Linked DNA regions of Mus musculus: region 2 is linked to region 1. Evidence: chromatin loops called from intact Hi-C (ENCODE). Cell type or tissue: heart. All regions are shown on one strand.

Evidence for each region. A loop is a pair of places that touch in the nucleus more often than their neighbours do. Peaks named below come from ENCODE experiments on the same cell type or tissue, not always from the same donor. Only the 100,000 strongest peaks of a DNase experiment are listed, where the experiment ranks them.
Region 2: a loop joins it to region 1, with 3.0 times the contacts of the local background. A loop is called at or near these places in 5 of 42 quality-filtered maps.

What each region holds. Positions count from the first base shown.
Region 1 is chr19:56,724,944-56,729,943 of GRCm38, forward strand. It overlaps Adrb1 (adrenergic receptor, beta 1), which reads left to right. Exons shown (of 1, transcript NM_007419.3): 1 at 1-207. Among named protein-coding and RNA genes, the nearest start is that of Adrb1, 5.3 kb to the left of the region's middle. In heart, no CTCF peak of the experiment used is centred here; no DNase peak of the experiment used is centred here; H3K27ac peaks cover 1,061 bases; H3K27me3 peaks cover 223 bases.
Region 2 is chr19:56,598,886-56,603,885 of GRCm38, forward strand. It overlaps a transcript of Nhlrc2 not described here. Among named protein-coding and RNA genes, the nearest start is that of Nhlrc2, 53 kb to the left of the region's middle. In heart, no CTCF peak of the experiment used is centred here; no DNase peak of the experiment used is centred here; H3K27ac peaks cover 1,733 bases.

The DNA of each region.
Region 1 (5,000 bases):
TATCCATATTATAAATATTATTCTCTTACGTATTTTTATTATTATTTTTTAATGTCCAAGTGCCCCCGTGAATCTGCTGGTAAAATTTAGCACTCGTGTGTATATTCTATCTCTTCTTGTGTGTGTGACCAAGTATTTATACTCTGGTGCAACTAACTACCGTGTGGGAATTGGTCCATGTGCAATAAAGACAGCAGTGCAGCTCAATCGAGGTTCCGTGCCGTGTGTCTGTAAGGGGGTCCGCGATGACAAGAGAGACTTGAGTGTTTGCTTCAAAATACAGACTGGCTGCCTTTTTAATATCTCTTCATGACTCAATCACAGAGCAAAGTGCCTCTAGACCAAATAAGGTGTTCACCAACCGAGAGCCACAGATTTGCCCTAAATTTTCACAGCCGGATTCAAGGTATTCCAGACAACTCAGGCACCCTCAAGAGCCCATCTGCTACACTTGATGGAAGAAGGGACCGTGTATCTTCTGCAAAGGAGAGCCAGAGAGAGTGCTGCTGGAGACGGGTAACTCAGCAGCAACATCTCACAGAAACACAAGCAGGAAGGAATGATCCACTGGATGATGTCGCCCACTTGAAATAACGGTGAGTGGCTTCCATGGCTTATGTTTGTGTCCCCATTGAAAACCACAGTGGGTTCACAGTTCTCCAGAGCCTGCTTAGAATGGGAAAAAAAAAAAGCCATGTTCATGCTTAAGCAAAGATGTATAAAAGGACTCCTGAAGCAAATGTTATCTCTCTCACACAAGTACCTAGATCCTTTTCAGCAGATGTTCTAGGTGGGCAGGAAAGGCAAACTGAACCTCCTAACTTTCATTTAACTTCCTAACAGAATTATAACACCCAAATGGATAGAGGTTTTTTTTTTTTTTCATTAAAAATTAGTTCCCGAGAAGTGTAGAGTAAAATTCCATCCTGAGATTCATTGTACATTCACCCAGTCTGTTTATCCAATATGTTTAAACAAGCTTTTCATTTCATGACTGAACCGTACGTAGTGTCACCAAAATGAAAAGTATATGGTTTTGGCTCAGGGTCCCCTCTAAGATGGACAGACAAGACGGACAGGCAGCTTCTTCCAGGAAAAGGTAGGACTCCTTTCTCCAAAGGCATGTCTGCAAGCTCAGGGCCCTTTGAGAACAGTGCTGGCCTTTAGATCCCTGTGGAAGAAAGGCTGGCTGAACAGCAGCCATGTCAACAAAGGCTCCCCACAGGTTTACCCCATGTTTCCAGAAAAAGAAAGTAGGAACTGAAGAAGGAAAGAAAGGGGAAGGGGAGGGGCAGGGAGGAAAGGGTGATGGTAAATGGTAATCCTTAAACTTAGTTTGAAAGCGTAAATCCATCTCAGGATAAAATAGTACTGTAAGTCCCCTAGGAACTGAAGTTCATTTTAGTATCACCCCCCCCCTCCCCAAAGTATGCATGTGCTTTTGGTTGGAGGGTTTTTCATTCATAATGTGAAGAGTCGGTCTCATCTGAAGAACCCTGAAGCACCTGGCTAATGCCTTGCTGCCTACATGAGAGAGTATCCCCCACCCCAAACATGGGTGCTGGTCTGCAAACCTCAGCTCTGAATATCACGAATGTTCTTTTAGCTCTAAGGACATACTGTATTAACTACTGGGTAGACGTGTTCAGTCTCTTTAGTGAACTAGAGGAAGTCACTCTGCAGAGGGATTTGCTTACATAGACTTGCAGGAAACAAGAAGACTTTTTTTTGTGGGATCCTCCAAGCGGGCACCACAGATATTCACAGGTAGGCCGGCCGTGTCCGAGATTCTGAATAGCAGGAAAACTACCTTGGGTTGTTGTTTAGGAGGAGAGCTGTGCGTTGTAGGAATGGTGAAAACTGGTTTGCCAATCTCAGAAGTTACAACAGCCAGTTGTGTGTGTTAGCTGCTGAAACAGTATTGCAGAGATGGGAGGAAAAGGGCAGTGTACAGGCAGGGAACTGCCTTACCCTTGTATCTGCACACATCAAGTTGCCAAAGGTATCTACCTTAATATCACAACAGTAGACAGAATACGACTAAGATTTGTCAACTCAGCAGTGACTTGCTACACTGGTCATGGAAGTGGGCACGCCAGGTTTTGGAGTGGTGGAGTAATCAGAATTTGGGGGATATATATATATATATATATACATCCTCCCACTGACTGAAGCAACGGACATTGGGATAGGCCCTTCAGGAGCTCGCTGCTGCTGAGCTTGGCCCATTGAGTTTATTTTTCTGTTCTGTGCTTTCCTTGGAATTGGAATTATTAATAACTTCTAAGTGTCTATTGGGAAACCTTTCCTTGTTAAGCTCATTTCCCCCAACTTATTTAAATTTCACATTGTGTTGGACTGCTGACTTCCTCCGACATTATGTAAGATGGCTAGGTAGAAAATTTCTCGGCCCCTCCCCTGTGCCTGACGGGGAGTGCACTGAGAGCTGAGTTCTTAGCAGCGGCTTCTGAGGAAGCTTCCAGGGGAACCTTAGTCTAGAACTCATGTTGCTAATTGTAACAGACGTCTTCTGCATGTCTCTGACAAGCCGGACCATGTGTACTTCGGGGCGGGGGCGGGGGAGAGGTTGGAGGGGGAATAAAACTTAGGAGTAGCTCAAGTTAAATGCATTGGCACAGATAATGTAGTTTTATTTGTACGTTTCTGGCTCGATGTGCTGAGAAACACTAATTCTTTTGGCTCTCTGCCAGTTTTCTACTAATCAAAATGGAGAAGATATGCAGTGTTTGGATTATGCCTAAAAATAGCTCCCTGCAGGCACATCAGCAAATGGAATTAATTTCTCCTCCTTCCCCGTCACTCACACTCTCCATGTTAGTTGAATTCCCATCTAGAATATTGCTTCTGAATCTCGTAATTTTTGAACCTCTCTATCCCAAGCAGTTTTGGCTCTGCTGTGGTGATCCACCGGTCCGCTTCCCGGAGGATAAACATCTCTGGAAACACCCACTTTAACCTGATATCATTGAGAGTCTATCAGCCCCTAAAATATAATCCTGGTAGCATTATTATTATTATTATTATTATTATTATTATTATTATTATACACTTTGTAGATTAACTTACTTCATCAACAGTTCTTTAACCTTTTAGTGGGAAGAGGGAAAGTTTCAGTCAATTGGATTTGGTTATGAGGGAGTTGAGAACCTTCCAAATGGAGTTGCTTTGACAGCCTGCAAAGAGCCAGCAGCCCTGGCAGTCCCATGGTGAGACATGTTGCCGGTCATGAGAGCAGGATCTTTGTGGGCAACACCCTAGGAAGCCAGAAAGTTGCTGCCTTTAAACTCTACCTTCAGTCAGACACCGGGCACTGTTCACGTGCGTGAGGTACTCAAGGCCTCTTTTATCTTCCAACCATCAGACCTGCTAGCTTTTTTGGGAGCAGGGAGGGGTGTTTTTCCTTGCTTCTTGAATGAGCTACACTGCTCTCCGAGGATGCTCTTCGTTTCTCGGAAATAGTTTCCTAAAACATTGATTTTCCACATTTCTCAGGGCACAAATTTCCCCCTTCTCCCGCCCTCGCCCCCGTCTCTCTCTCTGTCTCTCTGTCTCTCTCTGTCTGTCTCTGTCTCTGTCTCTCTCTCTCTCTCTCTCTCTCACACACACACACACTCTCTCTCTTGCTCACAGCTGGCAATTAGGAGTGTCAAGATCATCTGTCTATTAACGCTTACTTCTAAAGCCTTTAGTGTCTGGTTTCTGTTGTCCTCCCAAGACTGCAAGCATTGCTCCTAATGAAGGGGCAACTTCCAGAAACACAAAACAAAAACAAAAAACAAACCCTCAAACTGTTATTTTTTTCTTTCCCATTTACTTGTCCCTCCAGATGGGTCTGGTATTGAAGGTGTGGCCCCCAGCCTTTGTGCTTCTAACCCTGTCACTTCTAACCCTGTCACTTTACCTCCACAGTCTATTGTGCTCACTAGTGCTCTCTCTGCATGCAATTCTATGGCATGAATTAAAGGTTGTGGGCTTTTGTTTCCCAAGCTTGTTGAGTGTGGGACTTGGGGCTAGAAACCTTTGAAGGAGAGGAAAACCTGGTCAAACAGATGGTGGCCTGGGCCTCCCTGGCTTCTTCTCTCACTGTAGTTCCCTCGCCCGCCAGGTGACCTTGGGAAGGTCAGCGGGCTTTCTTGTGAATGGAGCTCTCCCCCCCCCCCCCCCCCGCAAAGGCGCTCAGTTTGCTCATAATTGCCTTTGAGACACTGAGGGGAAGGGGTCCTCTCTGCTGAGCTTGCCATCACCTACCCTCCTCTTTGATCACCTTCTCTCTTTCCTAGCAACTCCACCCACAAAAATCCCTGTGGCTTTTTTTTTTTAAATGAAAAAGAACAACTAAGAATAGCAAATCTATATAGATAGGCACATATATAATATATGTATAATACCCCACATATCCAAAATCCAGTCCTTCCTTTTTAAAATTGTACTTAAAATTCCACAGAAACCACAACTGAATGAGGTAATCCTCTGCCGAGCACTGGATTAAAACACCGGTGTGCTGCTCGATGTGCAAAGGCAGTTTAAGGATTCTGAACCCACAGGTACTTGGAGAAAAGTAAGTCAGTTGGAAAAGCCCCCTCACCACTGCAGTTTAGTGTTGAGCTGTAGATGCTAATACCAACTGTCTAGATTGTTCTTTTTCATGTAATAGCAGTTTGGGGAGGAAAAGTGCTGAGAGCCACAGGAGAGTTTTGCTTTTTATTTTTATTTTTTTGCTTACCTTTCTTTTGCGGCTTGCAGGATATTGGGTTTCTTTGTTCCTGATTTAATAAACAGCGTCAAATCTACAGGAACTTTTACTGACTTCAAGTATCTGTCATTTTAACTACAGGAACTTAGCTGTAATCTTGAGAGCCTTGTTAAAAGTTCGCTTAAAAATAGTAGACGTTAAGAGACTGCGTTTTCTGCAGCGTGGGGAGTTTGAAAGCCATTAGAGGTAACGTGTTGTTGTTGTTGTTGTTGTTTTAGGAAAACGT
Region 2 (5,000 bases), 130 kb before region 1:
TTCTCAGGAGCAAGGCGAACGTGAAAGGGAGGGGTCCTGTTTAGAGTTGCCCGTGGTTACCTCAGAAACCTTTGCACCTAGAACCAGCCAAGGCAGCGGCTCTGCAGCTCCAGCCTGGAGCTGGTGGTCTGTGGAGGGCCTCAGAGCGCCGCAGCCCTCGTTGATTTGTTGGATTCCTCGTTTATTTCCAGTTGGACGGGATGAGAATATTTTGGTTCAGTCATTTCCTGTTTGAGGACATAAACAGTTTCACTCTCTAAAACAGGGTATATACAGTTTAGCTTGTGTGGAAATTATTTTTCACTCTGAAAATACAAGCATGTATTCTGTAGTTTGATGTACCTTAAAAATCCCAAAATATTCTTTAACTCCCTTGATTTTCCCTTTGCCTGGGTAGGATCTTACTTGAGTCTTCAGTGACTGCGGGGATCTCGGTGGCTGCACACCCCACCCACCTGCCTCTCTGCACTGCTGGTCACAGCAGAATGTTAGTGGGGATGGACGGAGAAGGTGCTCAGTGAGCAGAGTGCGCTTTCCTAGGGTCAGGACTGACACAGTGTCTGCCAGGAGGAAACCTTGGTCACAGCACTTCTGGAGCTGCAGCGTCTCCTGTCCTCTCTGAGAGCCTTGTAGTTGTCCTGAGACAACTCTGTCTGCCTTGGGGCTCACACCACTGAGATAGGTTATGTGGGCCTCTGTTTTGCAGTGTGGGAAATCTAGGACTTAATGAACATGTGTAACCATGGTTTCTCCACATACGCGGAACTGACTGTCTTTCTCCATCCAGGGAAAAGTCTTCAGCTTCTGCCTTTGCCTCTGGCTTGGCAAAGATCAGAGTTGTTAACTCATTTGGAAGATGGTTCTTTGCCGTGCGCAGAGGCCCTGGGTTCAGTCCTCAGGAGGAAAATGAAATCACGAAAAGCTATGTTTTGTAGTGAACAGTAACATAAAGCCACGTGCAGGGGCCGTGTCACCTAAGCTCTAAATGAGCAAGCCCGTGCTGTCTCACTGAAATTCTACCTCTGAGAATACTCAATGGCCAGTACTTTAGAGAGTAATCTAATCTTCTCAAAGATACTAAAATAATCTGAATTGTAAGCACTAATAATTTTTCTAAAGCCACTTCTGTTACCAAAGATGGGGGTCTATTTAGAGTCCTTTCATTTACCAGTTTCCTTTAAAATTGTAGTTGGTGAGGACAGGGATAATTACGGTGTTTTATTGTTTAGCATGGTATAGTGGCAGGAGTATAGACTCTAGCAGTGTCTTGCCCTGCAGAGCTGGGCTGCTGGACCAAGCCTGGGCTTGCCGCCAGGCTTCAGTAAAATGCTCCCACGGCATTTAGCAGGGAGTAATTTATGAACTGCTACTTATCAGTTTAGTTCTAATAATGACAATAATTTATGGCCACAGACATGGGCTTGACTTTTTTTTTTTTTTACAACTCCAGTTTCTAAAGCAAAATCTTTCTCCACCATTTGACATGTTAGCAGTCCCAGTAGAATCTGGGCTCGAGAAGAAAAAGAACACTTTATGGTAGAATGTATTACCATTTCATAAACAATATTGTTTATAAAGAAGCACCTCTCTACTGTATTGAAGTATTTAAAAAGGCCTTCTGGAGCTTTAATGAATACGGCTTTTCCATAGAGGATCCAGACATAGCTGGAGACACACCACACTCTTAACAGCTTGTACAAGAATCTTCAGATTATAACCTGCGTGCCCTGGTGGGTGCTCTCACCCTGGGGCGGTGCCCTCTGCAGTCTTCAAAGTACTTGAGAATAACGTTACAGACTAGGTGTGAATGTTCCAGAGAAGGAAGCTGCTTCGGCATGTTGGGTACGAAGCTCCTGGGGTAGCGTCCAGTGCCTAGAACAGGACCTAGTATGTGGGTGCTGGCTGACAGCAGCAGAGCTTAACCGAGGCTCCCTACAGTGTGGAAAGTGGGGACCTACCCCCCGGCCTTCAGACGAGGGCAGAAGGAGGCTTACCTTCATTGAGTTCTCGCTCCCTGCTGGGAGTTTCCCTTCTGTGTGCTGACCACACGCAATCCTCACAACAGCCTTAGGATAGAGTCCCTCCTCCTTGAACAGTCACATCAGCACTAAGAGTGTACACAGAGGAAGTGGACAGCTGTCTGCCCCACTGCCTACTCTGTCGTCTCCCAAACTTGCAAGGTCACATATTTCATTCCTTCATGTAGTAACTTATCAGTCCAGAGGATTCCAGGAGCCCTGGGAATGCGTGTTTGTAAAATTCATTTAAATTCATTAAAGTCATTCAACTTACATGACTTCTCATAGATTCTTATCATCTGGGCCTTGGAATGGTCTATATAATCATTGGTTCCCAGAGGATTTTCTGTGCCCTTAATTTCAGTGACTATCCACAGTTTTTTCTTGGCAGGAGTATGTGTAGACATCCCAGTTAGCTCAACAGGACTGTCCCAGCAGCCAGTCCACCATAACGAGCATGGCTGGTGCAGGCCTGGAGACGTCTACCCATATCGGACACAGTGTGTTTTGTGAACCAAGTGAGGTGTAGAGGAATAAAGTCCTCTGCCTTCCTGCAGCCTTAATGGTCTGCTGTGCAGGCTCCCTGGTGACTCAGGAGTTGTTCCTGAAATCAGCGTGGCAGTGTGAGACAAGATGTCCTGCGTGTGCCAGTGGTGGTTTTTAGGGGCATCCCAGTGCAGCGTCTGTCCATTGTGAAGTAGTGTGGTCGTGAAGCAGTACTATGGTTCAGTGAGCAGCGCACTACATGGGTCAGAAATGACAGTGTGACAGAGTCACATACCTTGAGGCAGACCTGCGTGATAATCACCAAGATTGCTTTTTCCACCCGTGTTTCAAAGCCGACATGAAGAATGAGCCCTCGCCTGAGTCACTGTTTTAACCTGGCTTAATAGAATTTCCTTTTTCCAGTTTCTTTGCGTTAGGGTAATAGACAGAATGGTCGTTAAAGTTAGAGGCTTGGTAATCAAGCGAGGTGGCATTCTGTGGCTAATCAGCCTTGTCTCCTGCCTGTGCCGGCTTGTGTAGGCTGGCGCCTTGGCTCTCGGGTGGCCGCTATGAGCACACAGGCTGGCCCAGAATAGGACACAGCCCTGCCTGCAGGCTCTGCTAGGATAGCTTTCGCCATGGCGTGGTGCTTTGGTTTAATCATTGTCAGAGGTCAGAGTTGAAAACTAAAACCCTAGACGCTTGTGGAATGTGCGTCTAGGTGTAGTTACTCATTGTGTGGTGTGTCCTTTGCTCCCCTTGCACGTCACTCCTGTGTGCCTGTGGACACTGCTCTCGACAGCCTCCCGACCCAAGGAAAGAACCGCAAGGACTTTCCAGTACACTTCCACCTGTGGCCGCCCTCAGCTGTGGGTTAGAAATAAACACTGGACCTACATACTAGAGTGCCTGGCCTGGCTCAGACGTGGGCGTGAGCAGTGTTGCTGTTTGAAAGTGAAATCTGAAGCTCTAGTAACTCTTGGGTTGCTTAGTTTCAGCTTTCCACATGGAATAAATAAAACAAAATAAAACAAAAGGGAGGTGAGGTTCCGCCCTCTGAGATACAGACTCTTTAAAGAGGATTTTTATTATTCTGAACCTAGTTTCATGAGAAAATATGTTGAGATAAATAAGATCAAACAATCAAATGATGCCAGTGGGGATGAAAGCACATACGTTCCTAGTGTAGCCATTGGGGTATCTTCTATTTTAAAGACTGCTTGTCTCTATTTTTAGTTCCACCAGAAACATAATTGTTGGCACAGGGTTGGAATGTATTGTCGGTGCATGCCTGTGATGTCATCATTGCAAGTTACCCTCAAAAACTAAGCCAGAGCCCCAACTCAGCCCGTGACCTCCGCCCTCAGCTACAGAAACAGCTGTATTCCTGTCGAGCCTTTGCTGAGGAGCTGGGCTTCCACAGGGACTCAAGTGGGGAACGTGTTGCAGTGATCATTTTTCTAAAATTCCTAGTAATTTCTCAGTGTTCTACAGCAGAGAACAGGACCCCGTGTGACTGACTTCAGATTGGCTTCTCTTTGAAGTAGGGCTTCCTCACTGTCCATGGGCTGATGGTATAGCTTTAGGTCTCTCTGTAAGAGACGCCGTTACTGTCATTACTTCACGCCTTAAGGAATCAAGACCTCCACCAGTCTGTTACTCCTTCAAGGTATGCTTCATGGATGATCACGTTAGAGACTGTTGCCATCTTGTGTGGGTAAATGATGTCATTTGTGAGCATAGAGGTGCTCTGCTGTGAGGATGTCATGCCTAAACAATGCAGTGGAAATCCAGTATACAAGTTCAGATACTGGTATTTCTAGACATGGCTTAGTCCTGAAAGAATTTCCTTGCTATGCATTTTAAAGTGTTTGTAGATGGATTAATATATTTTTATGCAATGTATTTTACACTTATTTCTAGACCAAACTCTTCAGTGGCTTCTTCAAGTGCATTATTGGGTGGATAAGAGCTTGACGGCTTCACTAACTCGAGGAGCGTGGAGCCAAGCGTCTGGGAAGCGTGTGTGTTCCTACTGTACTTGCAAACCTAAAGCTCTTCCAAAGCTTTGTACTTTTTTTCCATGAAACAGATTAAATATTTTTCTCTCCAAAGTTGTGTTTCTGTCTTGAATATTCTCTGTATTTTAAGTATATCACTGATTTTACTACTTGGAAACTTGTAAGCTGGGGCTGGATAAATGGCTTAGTGGATAAAGCTTGGAGTTTGGGGTCTCTGCACCACATAACCACTGAGCTTGTGTGGGTGACCAGAAATTAGGATCCTCTCATGGAGTTTTTAGTCTCATTTATCTGGGGGTTTAGAAATGGATTCAAATGGAAGCATTAGGACAACTTTATTAGCGGCTAAAGAGAAACCTCAAAGGGGCAAGCTGTGAGCCTTAGCAGCTGCCTGGAGGAGGGAGGAGGACAGAAGGAGAAAGCCATGGATGCTCGCATGGAAGGCACGCACATGGAGGGGAGGAAGCAGTAGAGA